2 separate regions of the Homo sapiens genome follow, and region 1 is linked to region 2. Evidence: read pairs that join two places in POLR2A ChIA-PET (ENCODE). Cell type or tissue: OCI-LY7. All regions are shown on one strand. Links, peaks and the distances in the headings refer to the core of each region. The heading gives the core; the rest is flanking DNA. Region 1 has its middle 13 kb from the start of CYRIA. Region 2 overlaps CYRIA (CYFIP related Rac1 interactor A).

The links. Peaks named below come from ENCODE experiments on the same cell type or tissue, not always from the same donor. Only the 100,000 strongest peaks of a DNase experiment are listed, where the experiment ranks them.
Region 1: POLR2A ChIA-PET joins it to region 2 with 12 read pairs; 6 of 35 experiments call an interaction of 5 or more read pairs at or near these places.

Annotation. Positions count from the first base shown.
Region 1 is chr2:16,674,329-16,682,669 of GRCh38, reverse strand. No RefSeq gene overlaps it. Among named protein-coding and RNA genes, the nearest start is that of CYRIA, 13 kb to the right of the region's middle. In OCI-LY7, for the core only: no CTCF peak of the experiment used is centred there; no DNase peak of the experiment used is centred there.
Region 2 is chr2:16,619,355-16,627,695 of GRCh38, reverse strand. CYRIA (CYFIP related Rac1 interactor A) reads left to right here. Exons shown (of 12, transcript NM_030797.4): 2 at 3,677-3,832. Among named protein-coding and RNA genes, the nearest start is that of CYRIA, 42 kb to the left of the region's middle. In OCI-LY7, for the core only: a CTCF peak has its summit at 2,404; DNase peaks (open chromatin) are centred at 295, 1,735, 2,325, 4,965 and 1 weaker place; H3K4me3 peaks cover 5,332 bases; H3K27ac peaks cover 5,835 bases.

The DNA.
Region 1 (8,341 bases), core at 84-8,083, 55 kb before region 2:
GCATTCAAGATGATCCTTTCTGTGCCAGCCCTCCTCAACCTGCCCACTCTTTCTGCCGCTTACTAAAAAAACCACAGAACCTTGACATGAAAGGAGCTGACCCAGCGTAGAAATTATCTCCTTCTACAGCATTGCAAGGCTGCCAAGAAACCCTGCTTGAGTGTGTCCAGTGACAGCAGACACCCTGCCACACTATTTGTGTAGTTAGTGTGTGGCACTAACAAAATTTGTGTAGCTCTATTTTGTAGCTCTATTGTGTAGCAATTTGTGTAGCTCTAACAGAAAGTTTTCCTCAAAATCAGAGAAAACCAAAAAGGGCCTTGTAAAGTTCTCGGAATACAAATCTATCATGGTGCAAGAATGAAACAGGGCCAGTCCATCAAAGAAATGCAAATCAAAACCACAATGAGATACCATCTCACACCAGTTAGAATAGCGATCATTAAAAAGTCAGGAAACAACAGGTGCTGGAGAGGATGTGGAGAAATAGGAACACTTTCACACTGTTTGTGGGACTGTAAACAAGTTCAATCATTGTGGAAGTCAGTGTGGTGATTCCTCAGGGATCTAGAACTAGAAATACCATTTGACCCAGCCATCCCATTACTGGGTATATACCCAAAGGATTATAAATCATGCTGCTATAAAGACACATGCACACGTATGTTTATTGCAGTACTACTCACAATAGCAAAGACTTGGAACCAACCCAAATGTCCAACAATGATAGACTGGATTAAGAAAATGTGGCACATATACACCATGGAATACTATGCAGCCATAAAAAATGATGAGTTCATGTTCTTTGTAGGGACATGGATGAAGCTGGAAACCATCATTCTCAGCAAACTATCGCAAGGACAAAAAATCAAACACCACATGTTCTCAGTCATAGGTGGGAAATGAATAACGAGAACACATGGACACAGGAAGGGGAACATCACACACTGGGGGCTGTTGTGGGGTGGGGGGAGGGGGGAGAGATTGCATTAGGAGATATACCTAATGCTAAATGACTAGTTAATGGGTGCAGCACACCAATATGGCACACGTATACATATGTAACAAACCTGCACATGGTGCACATGTACCCTAAAACTTGAAGTATAATAATAATTAAAAAAAAAAAAAAAAAGAATAAAACAGGGCCAGAAAGCTACAAAGACATGTCAGGGCAAGTTCAGGGTTTAAAAAGCTACACTGCCTTCCAGTCAAAGAGCACGCCATGTGCAGTCTCCCTTGGGTCTAGCTGGGCTCTGGCCCCCCGTAGTGTCCACCTCTAGTCTTATTGCTGTCCTCTGGGGCCACAGGGGACTTTGCACAACTACTCTCATGGGTTTCTGGAAACTTCTCTTCCTCAGGGTCAGTGCCTCCCAGGCTTTTATACATGCCATCATCCAACCTGGATTACTTTTTCTACGGTTCATATTCAGCCTTTCTTTCTAGATACATTTTTCTGTACCTCCCTTTGGAAGCCATATCTGATAACCTGTCTTCAACTTCTGCTTAATTCTGCAGCAGTTTAGCAAAGTTGACCAGAAGTCTTTCTACCATTTCCATGGGCTTGTTTTTCTCAAACAGAGCTTCTGGAAGGCAGGGACTCATGTTTGTTTTATTGCCCATATGTAAAGAAACCACACTGGAATTTTTCTTCAGCGACTGCCTTCTGACTTCCTAATTGTGTCTAACGTCGTATGAGGAAAGTGAAGCCCATGGAGGTTGCTGAGTCCCAAGTTCCTTCGGCTGAGTGCTATCAAAGCAGGACTGAAACCCAGGTCTCCTGACTCCCATTCCAGTGCTGATTTTTTTCCCAAATATGTCCCCTTGGCCTATAGAATTTTAATACAACAATTCTTTCGTGAATTACTTGCCTATTCAGGTGTCTGTATGTCCTCTGATTAACATGATCACTCTTGTCTATCTTAAATAACATCAACAAATTCATGCATAATCTCTAATTGAGCCTTTTTTAAGCCTTTGTAAAGAACTATGTACAGACCATAAATGCTTTTTTGATGATAATAGTGATTTTTACCAAAAGCCTTCATTTAGGATAAGTGTGCAACTGCAGGAAGCAAGGCTACTGTTCCTACTCACATTCCCACGTTCACTACAAGCAACTTCAAAGAAACTCTGCAGATGAAGCAATGCCACTATATTGCAATTTAAGCTTTCTTCAGTCATTTCTCTGCAACCACACTCAAATTTTCAATTCCTCAAATAGAAAATGAACTGAATAGACATTAACAAAGTAATCTCTCTACTTCTTTGAAAATTGCAAACTAGCTGAATTTTTCTCTTATGGTTGATAATAGCCATGAAGAAACCAATCATAACTCCTTCTCTTCTGCCTCCCAAATACATCATTTGAAAAAACTTCCTTTATTGGGTAATAAAACGAGAGGAAAAATCATATTAGAGACTAATGAACTCATATAGTGTTATTTTCATCACTTAGTAACCTCAGGATATGAATAATTTTCTTAAACGAATTTTTTAAATGTGGACTAAGGAATCCAAATCCTTAAAAGCCTGAAGTTGTCAAAGTAGAGTGATAACTTTTTTCAAGTTTATAAATTTTGAGACAGAAAAACAGTCTTTTACAGCTTTAGCTGTCTTTAACTTCAATCGCATATTCTAGCTAAAGTCATTAAGCCCAAGCACTGACCTAGATTGAGAAAAAGAGGACATCAATTCTAAAGACATGAACATTTGGGACAATAATTGTAGCCACAGCTCAAAGAGGAGACATCCTGTTTTCCTGTAGGGATGGACAGAGAACTTCACAAAGCACACACTACCGGCTGAGGCAGTACCTAGGAATCAAACTGGGCACCACTCAAAGCAGGCATTAGCTGGGCTGATCCTGGAGAGTTTGTCACAGCCTTTAGTGACTTCAGAAGTGAAAGGAGAGAAGATGCAGTGGAAGGGTTAGTTGTGTAACCAGGAAGGGTTGGCACTTTGCTAAATATGTGGAATTATTTGAGAGTCAAAAATAAGCCAGCTTCACCCCCGTGTTTCCTGTGCACTTACCTACAAAGTGTCTGGCCTGCCTGCAGAAGAATCTTCCTTTCTACTAAGGTTTTGTGTGTTCCTTTCAGAATATATACGTCCTTATGTCCTCTGAAAAGTAATTCAAACTGAGCTGATGTGGAAAACACTCCCCTTACTCAAAACACTGTAGACATGCCGTCTTAAAAATGGAAAAAGTAATCAGCTAGGAATTGTAAATCCATAGCCTAATTTGAGACCAAGAAAGGAAAATTCCACATTGAGAAAAAAATTAGAGGGGATCTCAAAATGGTAAGTGAGATTTAAAACTGAAAAGTGTTACAGGGAAATTGGAACCTGGTACAGGCCTTAACAGCTGGCACTAAGGATTAATGCCACCCAGAGAGGGGAATTCAGCCAGGAGCCCCATGTGTGTGGGCAGCTGAAACTGAGTGATCTGAATTGATTCTGCAGCCACTGGTATTGTTGTTTGTAAAAAAATCACTGCCCACCAGCTGGGCGCAGTGACTCACACCTGTAATCCCAGCACTTTGGGAGGCTGAGGTGAGTGGATCACTCAAGGCCAGGAGTTAGAGACCAGACTTCCAACATGGTGAAACCTCGTCTCTAATTAAAAAAAAAAATAGCTGAGTATGGTGGTATGCGCCTGTAATCACAGCTACTCGGAAGGCTGAGGCAGGAGAATTACCTGAACCGAGGAGACAGAGGTTGCAGTGAGTCAAGATTGTGCCACTGTACTCCAGCCTGGGTGACAGACAGAGTGAGACTCTGTCTCAAAAAGAAAAAAAAAATGGAAAGAAGTAGAAAATCACTGTCCATCTAACCCAAGAAAGCTGTAATGAAGCTTCTTATCCACCTAGGTCAGGGAATAAAAATAAACACACCTGCAAAAAATCAAAACACAGGAAGGGTTCCAAATCTAAGCTAGTTGAGTTTTCCAGGACACCAAAGAAATAAATTAACATAAAGATTAGTCCAGTACACTTAAGCTCATAAAGCATCAGTGATGCAAATGAGAAACTGTCACCCAAAGCAAATCACATGGGTTTCTAATAGAAAATATCCTCATAGCCAAAATTATAAACCATATAAGAAAATGGATGACACAGAAGAACAATTAAGAGAAACAATAAATAATCCTGGAGATTGCAAAAACTTAAATAAAAGTAAAAGTAATTCAAATCAGTAGCTTCAATTAGGGTTTCTCTTAGGATTTCAAGAATAATTCAGCAGCAGAAATGCTACCAGTATATTTTATCACATTAAACAAATTAAAGGAGAAAAGCCATAGGAAATATAGAGAAAATGTTAGATAAAATTTGCCATCATCTGTGATAAGGACCCTTAGAAAACGCAAAATAAAAGAAGATGTTCTTAATTTTATAAAGAGTGGCTACCAAAAACTTATTGAACTACCACAACTAAAGGTAAAATTCTAAAGATATTCTGAGTAAACTCAGAAATGAGGCAAGGGTGATTGATATATGCACCATTGTTCAACACTGTACTGAAGATCTAAGCCTGTGTAATAAGATAAGAAAAATAAATTAAGAGGAATAAGAATTTGAAAGACAAAGTAACAGCTACACTTAACTGTAATTAATGTGACGGTCTATATCAAGGGTTGAAAAACTGTATCTGTGAAAAACCAGAAGTAAATATGTTTGACTTTTTAGGACATACATTCTCTATCACAACTACTCAGCTCTGCCACTGAAGCATAAAAACAGCCATAGATCATACACAAGTGAATTAATTTAGCTATGCTCCAATATAACTTTATTTATAAAAACAGGTTGTGGGCTACATTTGATCCAAATGTCATAATTTGCAAACTTCTGATTTATACAGAATAAAAAGACAAATATTGAAAATCAATAAAAGATTTCATCAGGATTGCTGCAAATAAAATCACAATATATAAATCAATAACTTCTTACATGTTGGCAATAACTAATTAAAACTCTCTTATTCACAATATCAAAATGATCCATTCACAATAGCAATAAAAATTACAGAGTACCTAAAATAAATCTAAAGATTATAAGCAATACTGTTACAAACAAAATTACTAAAAATTATTATTTAAAAGAAAAACAATAAATGAGAATATATATTAATACTATGTTCATAGAAGGAACTATAAGATATCATAACTAGGTTGGTTCACCCTATGTTAATTGCAAAAATACTAAAACATTCTCATCAAAAAGCCAGTATGTATTCATGTGAAGTGTCTATATATACACACACATTAATATATATGTATGACTGCATGTGAATATATATATATTATATATTCAGACTTTAGAATATATATATATATATATACATCAAAGTCCATATCAAAGAGAAAATGCCAAAGAAAGCCAATAAATTTGTATAAAAATCAGGAAAAAATCGCTTCTCAGCCTTTTGGCTAAGATTAAGTATAAAAATCAGGAAAAAAAAGTTGACACATTAAATATCAGAGATGAAGATGTATTATAAAAATAGATTAATCAGAACAACGTAGTATGCAAACAGGGATAGATGTGAACTTGGTTTACATTAGAAGAGGTATTAGAAAACAAAATGGAAAAGATGGTGTTGGCACAAATGGCTTTTTCTAAAAGAAAATAATTAGATCCCTTTCTTATACTATTTTCCCAAATATATTTTATACGTATCAAAGTGAAAAATAAACTTTAACATTAGATGTAAACATTGAAAAAATATGTTTTTGACTTTTGGTGAGAAAAAGCTTCCTTAAAGAAGAAACAAACAAAAAAACCCGAAATTATAAAATGATTTAAATTGGCTTTAACAAAATTAAGCCCTTCTATATGATAAAAGATGCCACAAAGTGAAAAAGAAAGCCACAGATTAGATAAATTAGCAACACATATAGTAAGTGATTAATTAATATTCAGAAAATAATATCTGACTTTCATAAACAATAATAAACTATTCAATTATAAATTATAAAAGATACAATAGCCATAATTACAAAGGATAGGTTTAAATATTTTTCAGAAAAGAAAAACTGAAAAATCAGTAAACATATGAAAAGATGCTCAGTTTTCAGTCTTTCATTAGTAATTAAGAAAATGTCAATGAAAACAATAAAATTACATCTCACAAATAAAAAATACCAGAAAATTTGACAACAGAAATATTGGAAAATACGTGGAGACATCAATAAGCTGATGCATTGTTACTGTGAGCAATAAAATGGTAGAACCATTTTAAAGAGGAATTTGTCAATATCTGGTAAAACTGAATATGTACATAGTCTACAGAATCATGTAGTAATCATGAAGGAACATTCTAAAAACCCAAACTATTGAGTTGAAGAAACAAAAGAACCATAATATTATATGATAGCATTTACATCAACTTTAAAACCATGCAATATATTAAGTGTATATAGCTGTTTAAGGAATGTGCAGATAGTGTGAATGGAAAGATTCCCAAGAAATTTATGATAGTTGTTGTGTCCATAAGGAGAAGAATGGCAATGGGGCTGGAAGATGTGTCAGTTGGGTTAAGTATGGTTATAACAACTCCAACATGCTACAGGAGGGGTACAAGTTGTTGAAGCATCTCACATTGCTCACATTGCCCACATTGCCAATTAAGGCTTCCAACCCAACAGTGACTTACGACTGCCCACAAACCAATGGTCAGAACTGATCACATGACCCTGCAAAGGTGGCAGGGAAATGTAGTCCTCTCGATGCCCCTAAAAAGAGAAGAGCCCGAAATGACTTGGCACTGATTTTCAATTTTCAGTTGAACATTAATCTTATTACCTAAGAGGAAACATTGAAGCACAAATAACAAAATGTTAATATTCTGGGTGACAAGAACATAGATGTTTGTTACATTAATGTTTGTCAATGTATCCCTTAGAATGAGGTAAGCACCTCTCAGTCATTACTCCTTAGTGTGAATTAGATTATCAGTGCTTGGATCAAGACAAAAAATAAAAAAGAAATAGATGCATGCTGAAATCACACTTTAGTTACTGACACACTCCCCCATCACCTTCAATAACTAGTAGAATCTCCTTAGAAAGTTAGAAAATTTATCTATAATGGCCACTCTCTAAATCTCCCATTACTTCAGTCAAACTGAAGTATTCATAATGTCCTGAGTAAACTCACATCTGGGTACATTTGTTGTTATTTCTAACTTTCTCCCTTTTTCCCTCTGGGTCAATTCTACTCAACCTAAATATGTAAAAACATAAAATGTATTCCAAACATCAGTGACACTTGGTTGGAAAAAAATAAAAGCAAAACAAAACAAAACAAAAAAAAACCCTTGACCACCTGCAGGAAATGAGCATCAAATTAGTACGCGTGTCACTTTGGCAATAAACAAAACCAACATATTCTGCTGTGTTTCTTCTGCTAGGTGTAATAATGATTTTTTGTTTTGCTTTTCGCAGTCCTTTCACTTCTGTCACTTTATATGATTTTTTCAACATTCTTATGAGGTTGACGGGGCAGGCATTTATTATCCAGAGTGAACAAATAAAGATATTGAGACAAGAGAAGTTTGCTGACCCACTCAAAATCATACAAGGAATTCAAAGTAGAGCTGTTCCCACCACCCAGGGCTGAAGACTACGAGCTCTTCCCATTAGATCACTCTGCCTGTTTAGAAGGGCAGTTTCTGATTCTTGTCCACATATTTGGCCAGGGCCTTACACCATATACACTCATCCTTCTTGGAGACAAGACTTAATGGAAGCCAATGGAATCCATGAGAAATTGTGGAGGAACTTGATAATTTTCAAACAGAAGACGAGCATCCTAGATAGGCAACACACTGCAAACTTTGGTGTTCATATCAGAAGGTGGGGTGAATGTTCAGTATCAGGGAGACCCAAAAACACCAGCCTGGATGCAGCACATGATTGCTGTGGTTTTGAATCCCAGCTCTGCCACTTACTTGCCTTATGACTTTGGGAAATCATCTTCCCTCTCTGGGCCTCAGTTTCTCTGTCTGTCAAATGAATAAATAGGTTTAGATTATGTCTAAAGCCCCTTCTCCTCTGAGATTCTAAGAGCTGGAAATGATTAACTATGTATAGTAAAAGTTAATATTCCTTTTTCCTTTCTAGAAGAAAACCCACATTAAGTGGATTCACCGTATAGATGAAACATAGAAATCAGAAAATTAACAGCATTTATATATATAAACATAAAAAACACCAGATTTTCTAAAATTTTCCATTTTCTCTCCCACTAACAGATGGGAAGCAGTTTGATGGAGTTTATCAGAGGAAGCAGCTGCCATCCTACATGAGTGACACTAATGAGACAGGTGAAATATTCAA
Region 2 (8,341 bases), core at 69-8,068:
TCTGTTCCTAGTGTATTTGCTTTATTCTCTTTCTTTCCACTATTTGGCTTTGCAGAATTTGAGCCAGACTGCTTAAGTTCACACCTTGACTCTATCACTCAAAAGCTAAATCCCATGGACAAGTGACTTAATCATTTTGTGCCTCAGTTACCTCTTCTGTAAAAGGGGACAATAATAATGCCTACCTAGTTTGGTTGCCATGAGGTTTCAGGGAGTCACTACATGTACAGTGCTAAACAAAGCCCAACACACAGTAAGTACTTGATCAGTGTTAGCTATTTTTATTATCCAAACACCTGCCCCTTCTGGTTTCTCAGTGTTGCTCTGTGCTTCTGGCATTGAGGGACTCAGTCTAAGCTCTGCTGCTGGTGAACTGTGGGCACAAGCATGCCCCACCCTGGGCTTTGGGTCCCTTGATTGCCCACCCCGGAGGGTGGGGACACAGTCTTTGGGGCCCTTTCGGCCTCCCGTAGTGGATATTGCCTTCCCTTCAGTTGTTGTGCCTTGCTTTTCTATTTCCAGAGCCATTCAGAAGGGGAAGGCAGCAGCCGTTTGAAGCTCTTCCCTAGCCCTCCCCTGAATGGGGTGGGGTGGGACAGGACATGGGGAAAGGTCGCTAGACTGGAAGACAGGAGATGCCTATTTCGGGCCCTAGTTCTGTTTTGAGACTCTGGATAAGGCACCTCCTGTCTCTGATTTCGGCTTCTCCATTTATAAACTGGGGTGATTACCCCTCAGCTTTGTACCGCTCTCAAAATGAGCAAAGATGAAAAGATATGGAAAAGCATTTCACTGGCTGCCAGGTGCTACAGAAGGGCAAACTCCTGATTGTGTTGTGTGGTGTGAAGCCCCACCAGGCCAGGCACAGGGCATAGCACTGTGGAAGTAGCCTGGGCCGCCTGTGGCTGCTTGGATGGGAGCAAATGCATGCTGGTGTTGCTGGTGATATGTGAGGTTGTGCTGCCTGTGGAGATGCGAGATGAGAGTTTTCAGTTTCTTTCCCCCCTTGCTCTCTGTTCTCCCTAATGGACACTTGGCCCCGGGGTGACTCACACAGTAAACCATCAGCAATTGCTTCAGAAGGCTTGGAGTCCTCTCAAACATATGCTGACTTTTTGTTGTTCTATGTTTGGTTTGGAGTAGTGGGGCAGATCCCTGGGAGGCCATTAGCTGTGGGACCTGGAGTGAGCCCCTGCCCTTGGCGAGCCTTTGTGGTTGCATCTGTAAGGTGGGAGAAGGTGGGGTGAGGGTGAGAGCTGAGTGGGGGTCCGTGTTAACTGAATGCTAGTCCATGGATCAGAGCCAAGTTGGTGGCACTAAAACCCTCTCAGAAGATTTTTAACCGTACAAGTTTCCTGACCGCTGCTCTGGATTGGGTCTGTATTTTTTGTGAGCTTCTTAGATGCGTAGCCAGTACAGGGGGCCCGCTGGAGTAGGGGAACCAGTATGTGATGGCTTACGGGCTCTGCATTCTCTACCCCTTGGTGCCCATCAGGGGTCTATGAATAGTATTAGCATTAGTAGAAGTGGTATTCGGTTATTAAGTTATTATTAGGGTCATCTCTGTGTGTGGTTGTTCAAGTTACCAGGTGACTGTCATTCTTTACAATGTGCATTTGGAGTTGGGGAATTTCTGTAAGCCTCAGTAAGTAAATGGAGTCAACAAAATGGACAGGAAGACAAGCAGGAGGTGTCTTAGAATGATGATCAGGAGGAAACCCGGTGTTCCGCCTGACTGACCCTCTTGGTTTTGTGGTGGAAAATAGCAGCATTTGTGCTGAACCCAGCTGAGTGAATCCATCCCAGTCATGCACACTGAAAATGGGTTCAATTCTGAGGACATTTGAGAAAAAAAAAAAAAGCAGTGAGGATGGGATAGCTCTCCCTGATACCTGATCACTTTGAGAGCTTTTCTCTTGTTTCCAGATCCTTTTGTGACACGCCTGGCCCCTCAGCCACAGTCAAAAGGTGAGGAACAGGGCCTTACCCCAGAATCCTTCTTTGGAAATTCACCACCTTCCATGTCTACACCTGAGGTGTGGAAAACATCCCTGTGCCAGGCGGTGCTTGGTGGTGGGAAGTGGAATTTGTGGACCCCAACCCTGAGTTTGGAGGAAGTAAACGTCTTTGCCCTGCCCTGTTACCATCACAATCCGGTTTCCTAAAATGCAGGGCCCAGCTCCACTAACGTCCACTCAGAAATCACTTTCTCATCAAGCCAAGGACATTTCAGAGTTGCTGTGTTTTCTCTATCATTTCCTTCCCTCCTCCCCCACTTCACTTCCTGTTTTTTCTTCCTCTTTCTCCACCCCCACCCCATCTCTCCTGGCATGTCCCTTGTTGTCTGAGAACAGGAACAAAGCCTTGAGCCAGGGAGCGTTGATAATTGTGACTTCCTGAGGTGCCCTCTTGCTGCTGCCCCTGCTGCTGAGAGCCAGAACCAGCCCAGCCTCTGGGGGCCTGGGAGCCCCAGCTGGGAGCCTGGCAGGAAGTCTTGGACTTTAGACCCCTACTTCCCCCACAAGCCCACCACCATCCCCCACCCCCATCAGAAAGAGAATCTAATAAAAATAATCTTTCATGCCCTTACCACAGTTTCAGCTTTAAAGAACTGTCTCATGCATTTGAGCTGAAACATTGGAAAAAACAGACAACTCTAGTGTTTGCCCTAGTAACAAACTATATAGTTCAGTTTAGATAGCAAAAAGTAGATTTAGGAGACATGAGTTTATTTCTGCTTCTGCATTGTATCTCTTTTTGACTCTGTAGATCATCCTAGCTCTTGAAAGATTGGTTTCCTACCTCTTTGGAAAAATGGAATTAATGGTATCTCACTGGGATTTTTTGAGGACAAATTAATAAGAAAGTATATTTATACAATTCTCATGGTATGCCTGACAGATATTTGCTTAATAAGTGAAAGCTCCCCTCTATTTTCTATGATTTGGTTTTCTGCACAAAGGAGTGGCCATTCAAATGCACAGGAGCCAGGAAAAAAACCCTGCAATAAATGATACTCATGGAAAAAGAGTTCATGTCTGTTGCTGTGTTTCTCTGAAACGTGGACAGAAAGAGAGAGAGAGAGAGAGACCTGGGCCCACATATGCTTCTCACTGAAGAGCAGTGCTCACTCCCCACTGTGTCACTGTGTTCATGGGTCATGGTATTTTATAACAATATTTTTCTAATGAGAAACAGGGAGAACCATCCCAACCACATGCCTGAGGTGGGCTGTTTTACTAATTTAGCTCCCAGGGGTGAAACTACAAAAACAGCAATCTGGAAAAAGTGCCACCTCCCTTTTTCAAAATGTGTTAAACAAAAAATAAAAAATAAAAAGACTTCCCATTCAAGGTCAATGACCACTTGTTTGAGAAGTCAGCCTGACCATGTGGCTGCATTTAAAAAATATGTCAAAGGCCAGAGAGTCAGAGACATGTTCCAATGTGGATTCAACTCCCAAACTGCTGAGTCCCTGAGTGAGGCTGCTTTCTTCTGTGAGCCTCAATCCCCTAATTATAAAATGAAAGAATTAGACAAGACTATCTCTTAGATGTCCTTCAGGCCTGATAATCTGTGATCTTGTGACTCTCTGCTCTCCTTAAAAAATACATTGTGACTAGTGGAGAATAGGAAATTGCTTCTCACAGTAACATGACTTGCATTCCCTTTTTAGCAGGGTACCACCATCTTAAGGACAGAAAAGCTACAGGACTCTAGGAGGCCACCGTCCTGATTTGGGAAGTCCAACTTACTTTGGCCAGACAGCAGCTAAGCTGGTTCATCCCATCAGCCTGGATTGGTGAAACTGAATCACAGGAGATATTTCCAGGTAAGAAACAATTGACTTTCGTTATAACGTGTAGCACACTGATAACCATCATTATACTGCAGGAAGTATGTCGTATGCATGCTTATGTTATGAAAGACATGAAACTATTAAGGAAAAGGTTCAAGGCTCTGGGTTCTATAGCTGTATTCTGAGTGGGATCTGTGCTATCTTGAGGCTTTTGAGGGTTAAGGAATGAAAGAGGGTAGCTGAGAATTACATGCAGGGGAAGAACAGAGTCGAGCTGTAGATCTAGGTTCCTTTTTCCTTGCAGAATCATTTAGTGTTCCTTTCTGCCCATGCTAGCCAACTAGATTTAGACAGTAGGAGGAGAGGTCCTTTGGTAGCCAATCTGAGATGGAATTTAGATCCCATGTCAGAGAACGGACTTGCATCCCACCTGCTACAACATCTTTAGAAACAAATTCAGTTCATGAAGTTTCATCCAAGGGCGCTTACAGCAGACAGGCTGCAGCTAACCATTCTCATCACCCGCTTTCCTGACCACCAACGCAATGTCTCTGTCTGCTTATTGCTCGTCTCTCTCCCCTCCTCCCAGTCACTTATGGATCCTTTCCTTCTTATGTGCAAGGAATGTGGCCACATCTACTAGAATGTCTTCATTGGAGTTGCACCTGATGTAGGCTGACATTCCTCCTAGATGACTAAAGTTTGGTCAAGCGTTCAGCTGCCTGGATTGTGGTATATTAACACATCTCTCTTACGCAGGCCCAGTGTAAGGAATCATGGTCAGGAGTCATGAAAAAAATGCCAACACACTGAGATGGCCACACATCTTCACTCTTGCACTAGTTTTTGGTGTTATCTTCTGCTATCCTGTCTTGAAGCTCTTTTTCAGCTAGATACCTTGACTTTTCTGAAAAACTAAAACCAGAAGCATTTCACGAAGCTAAGCACAGGACAGAAGGTAAGACCAGGTGATATCTAAAGCTTGTTTTGCATTCCCAGGATTGTCTTATCCCAGACTTGTTTCTTATGCCAGACTCTTATTCTTTGGGGAACATGTTTATCTCATGCCTGCTTCCTTTCTTCCTCTTGTGGTTTCTTTCTCTAGAGTGGTTTCTGAGCTATAGCATAATTCAGAGGAAGGAGAACAGTTTTGCGACTTAGACACACATGACTTCAGATCTCAGCTGTGCTCTGTGTTGGCTCAGTGATTTTGCTTAAATCACCATTTTAAATCCCCAAGCTTCTGTTTCCCCACCTGTAAGGTAGGGATAGTACACTCCATGTTATAAGCTGGTGTTGAGGATTAAGTGAGATCACGCATGAGCATGGTTTCTTGTTACAGGAGACCTCAGCAAATACCAGCTCCTTTCCCTACCTACCCTTTTTTAGAGCTACTTGAATATAGCTTTGATCCCATATCTGGATTTCATTTGAGCCTTGTGCCTAAAATCTAGGACAGGCCTTGTCCACAAATACTGTTAAGCCCCAACGATTTAAAAAGGAGAGAAACTGTTAACAGCCTTTTTATTTCAGAGCTCTTCATCCATAGAAGCCTTTTCTCACCCGGACTTTAGCCAGATTGCCTCTCCAGCCTGGCCATTGGAAGGTTTTCTCTGCCATACCCAAAGTTAGAACTACTACTTTCCTAGCCCTTTGTCCCATGAGGTATTAGCTGAAAACTAATTCCCTCCCGGTGGCTTTTTCCCTTCAGACTAGCCTACATCCAAGACCAAGAGTAAGGGTCAATTGATTTGGGGCCGGTATCCTGGCCTGGCACTCAGCAAGACAGTCAGGGTCCAAGCACATGCTCATTCAGGGCTTTCTTCCTTGCCTGTTAGCTTTTCTAAGGCAGTCATTCACCCAGTCATCCATTCAGTCAGTAGATGTTCATGGAACATGAACCATGCAGTGGGTGGCTCGCACTATCTTGGTGCTAGGGATACAGGACAGAACAAAACCAAGTTCCTGTTCTCAAGGAGCTTGCATTCAAGTAGGATCAAGGGATCATCAACAAGTAGCAAACATGTATGTATTACATCTGGTAGTATTAGGTGCTATGAAAAAAATAAAGCAGAAAAAAATAAAGCTAAGTCAGAGAGCTAGAGAGTTGAGGGAAATGGACATTACTGTTTTATATACAGTGCCAGGGAACACCTCTGGATAAGGCATTATTTGGGCAGCATCTGGAGAAAGTGAGGGAGCAAGGCTAGAAGGAAGAGCCAGAACTAAATCTCTGATCGGGGAATGCACTTGGGCTTTACCCAGTCTCGAGTGACCAGTAGGATTGGAGCAGAAGGAATGAGGAGCCTGTGGAATGAAGCGAGGGCAGAAAGGACTTGGGTGTTTATGTTCTGGCTGGCTTTTCTGGAGATTCTTCTACCCTTCCTTTCTCTTCCCCAGAGCTCTTTCCCAATGCAGTGTTAGTCATTCATTCAAAAATCTTTACTGGGCCCTAGCTACTGGGACTCTGTAGATTAATGAGTCTGGGCCCCATTCTTAGGACTCCATGGCCTGGTGCTATCAAGGTTTCTTGGGGAAGTTGCATCGATAAAGTAGGTTGATGTAAACAGTTGTCTTAATTTGATCATCATAGAGTCAATTTGCTAGAGTAGGAATTTTCCACTGGAACCTCCCACAGGTCACTTTTACCTGTTCTCTTGGAATTTACTTACATGATAGACTATTGGTCTTTCTCGCCTTCAGGGTAGAAGGAGGATCATTCATTCAGCAGATATATGAGTGCCTCTTCTATGTGAGTGCTGTACCAGGCACTGGGTATAAATGAGGACTAGGTCAGCCCCTGCAGTTGAGTTGCTTCTGGTTTTACCAGGAGACGCACTAATGGCTAGACAACACACTTTGATCAGTGTTGCATTAGGAATGGGTGCTTGGGGAGCTCAGAGGAGGAGTCCCTGACCCAGATTGAGGGGTGGAACCATGGAAGCTTCTTGGGAGCAGGTTGTCTGCACTCAGTCCTGGAGATGAGATGTAGCCAGGCAGGAACCAAGCAAGGAGGTTAAGATGCTTCAGGGAAGGGTGTTAGGAATTTCCAGGCCGGGAGATGGAGACACATAGGCAAGGACTGTGCCTCGGGGAATCCTGTGCACCTTCACCTCCCTCCTGAGACTGTGGAATGTGGAGAGGTGAGTCTGAGAGACCAAGGGACTCACTTAGAGAGGGAGGTGAGGGTATGAATCAGGGATTTTTCAGACCAAGCTAAGTGGTTTGAGTCTGTTTTGAGGACAGCTTAGAACTGCTCACAGTTTTTAAGCAAAAATGGATGAGTTATTAGGATTGGAGTTTTAAGAGGCAAAGAGCCTAATTTTATTTGAAACCCTGGTTCCTTAAAATGCTTATTTTATACCTCTTTCATATATTATTATAAGATTATAGTTTCCTTGGCTGTAAAATAAGTTCACACAGATCAACTGAATGAGATGGCTGTGGGTAGCAGATGCATACAATGTCCCTTCCCACCATTGATGCTGCAGTGAATGCTAAACTTGTCATTTCATGCCCAGTCTTAGTACACAGATAGCTGTGAAATGGTTAGAACATAAGTTTTGTTTCTCTTAGAACTGGCTGGCAAAAACTTAAACTATTCTAGTAGAAATGATGGGATTTAGGTCTTGTTACATTTTCTTCCCATCAGAAAATGAATGAGTAATATCCATTCCTTAACCCTCTCTCCACTGAATACTAAAGTCAGAGTGTTCTTTTAGAAATTACGCACTCATTAAACAGGTAATATCTGAGTATCTACCAATGGTCACACCCTGTGTTGGGCCGTGAACATCAGGACAAATCAGACAAGGTCAGCACCTCAAGGAGTTTCTAATCACGTGACAAAGACAAAAGCAGCCAACAGAGAAGCAGATGGCAGACAAGAACCCAGACATGAACAAAGTGATGTGGATGCAGAGGATGAAATGTGTTCTCTGCCCAGGAAAGTCAGGGAAGGCTCCAAAAGGAGCCATATGATTTGGGCATTGAAGGATGAGTAGGAGTTGCGAGCTGGAAGAGAGATGCTCAGGTACAGAACTGCACTCTATAAATAAGGGCCAACATTCATTTCTCTGTCATGGGTGAGGAGGAAATAGCCAGCCTGCTCATCATGCTCAGATAATGCCTCAACTCTGCTTTTCAAAAATCCATTAGTAGCCACCTCCTCATCCTCCCACTTTGTTCCCAACAGCGACTAAAAAGAAGCAAATTGACTAATTTGAATTGATCTTTTCTCTGACCCTATGGAGGTGTTAGTGAGCAGAATAGGGTAAGGGGACCAAGAAAAGAAGTAGAAAGGAGGAGGAATTCATCTTCATCATCCAGAAACGCTGATTTAACAGCATGGATTACACCATAGCTCTCTGGTGGTAAAATGCAGCTTTACAGAGACCTGAGTCTGCTTCTTCTAAGTGAAAACTGTATTTCCCCTGCTACCTTCCCTTTGGAACTCTTGGGGTGGAACTCTTGGGGTAGAATATGTATATGTGTGTGTGTATATATATATATATCTATATATGCACACACACACAGAGGGTT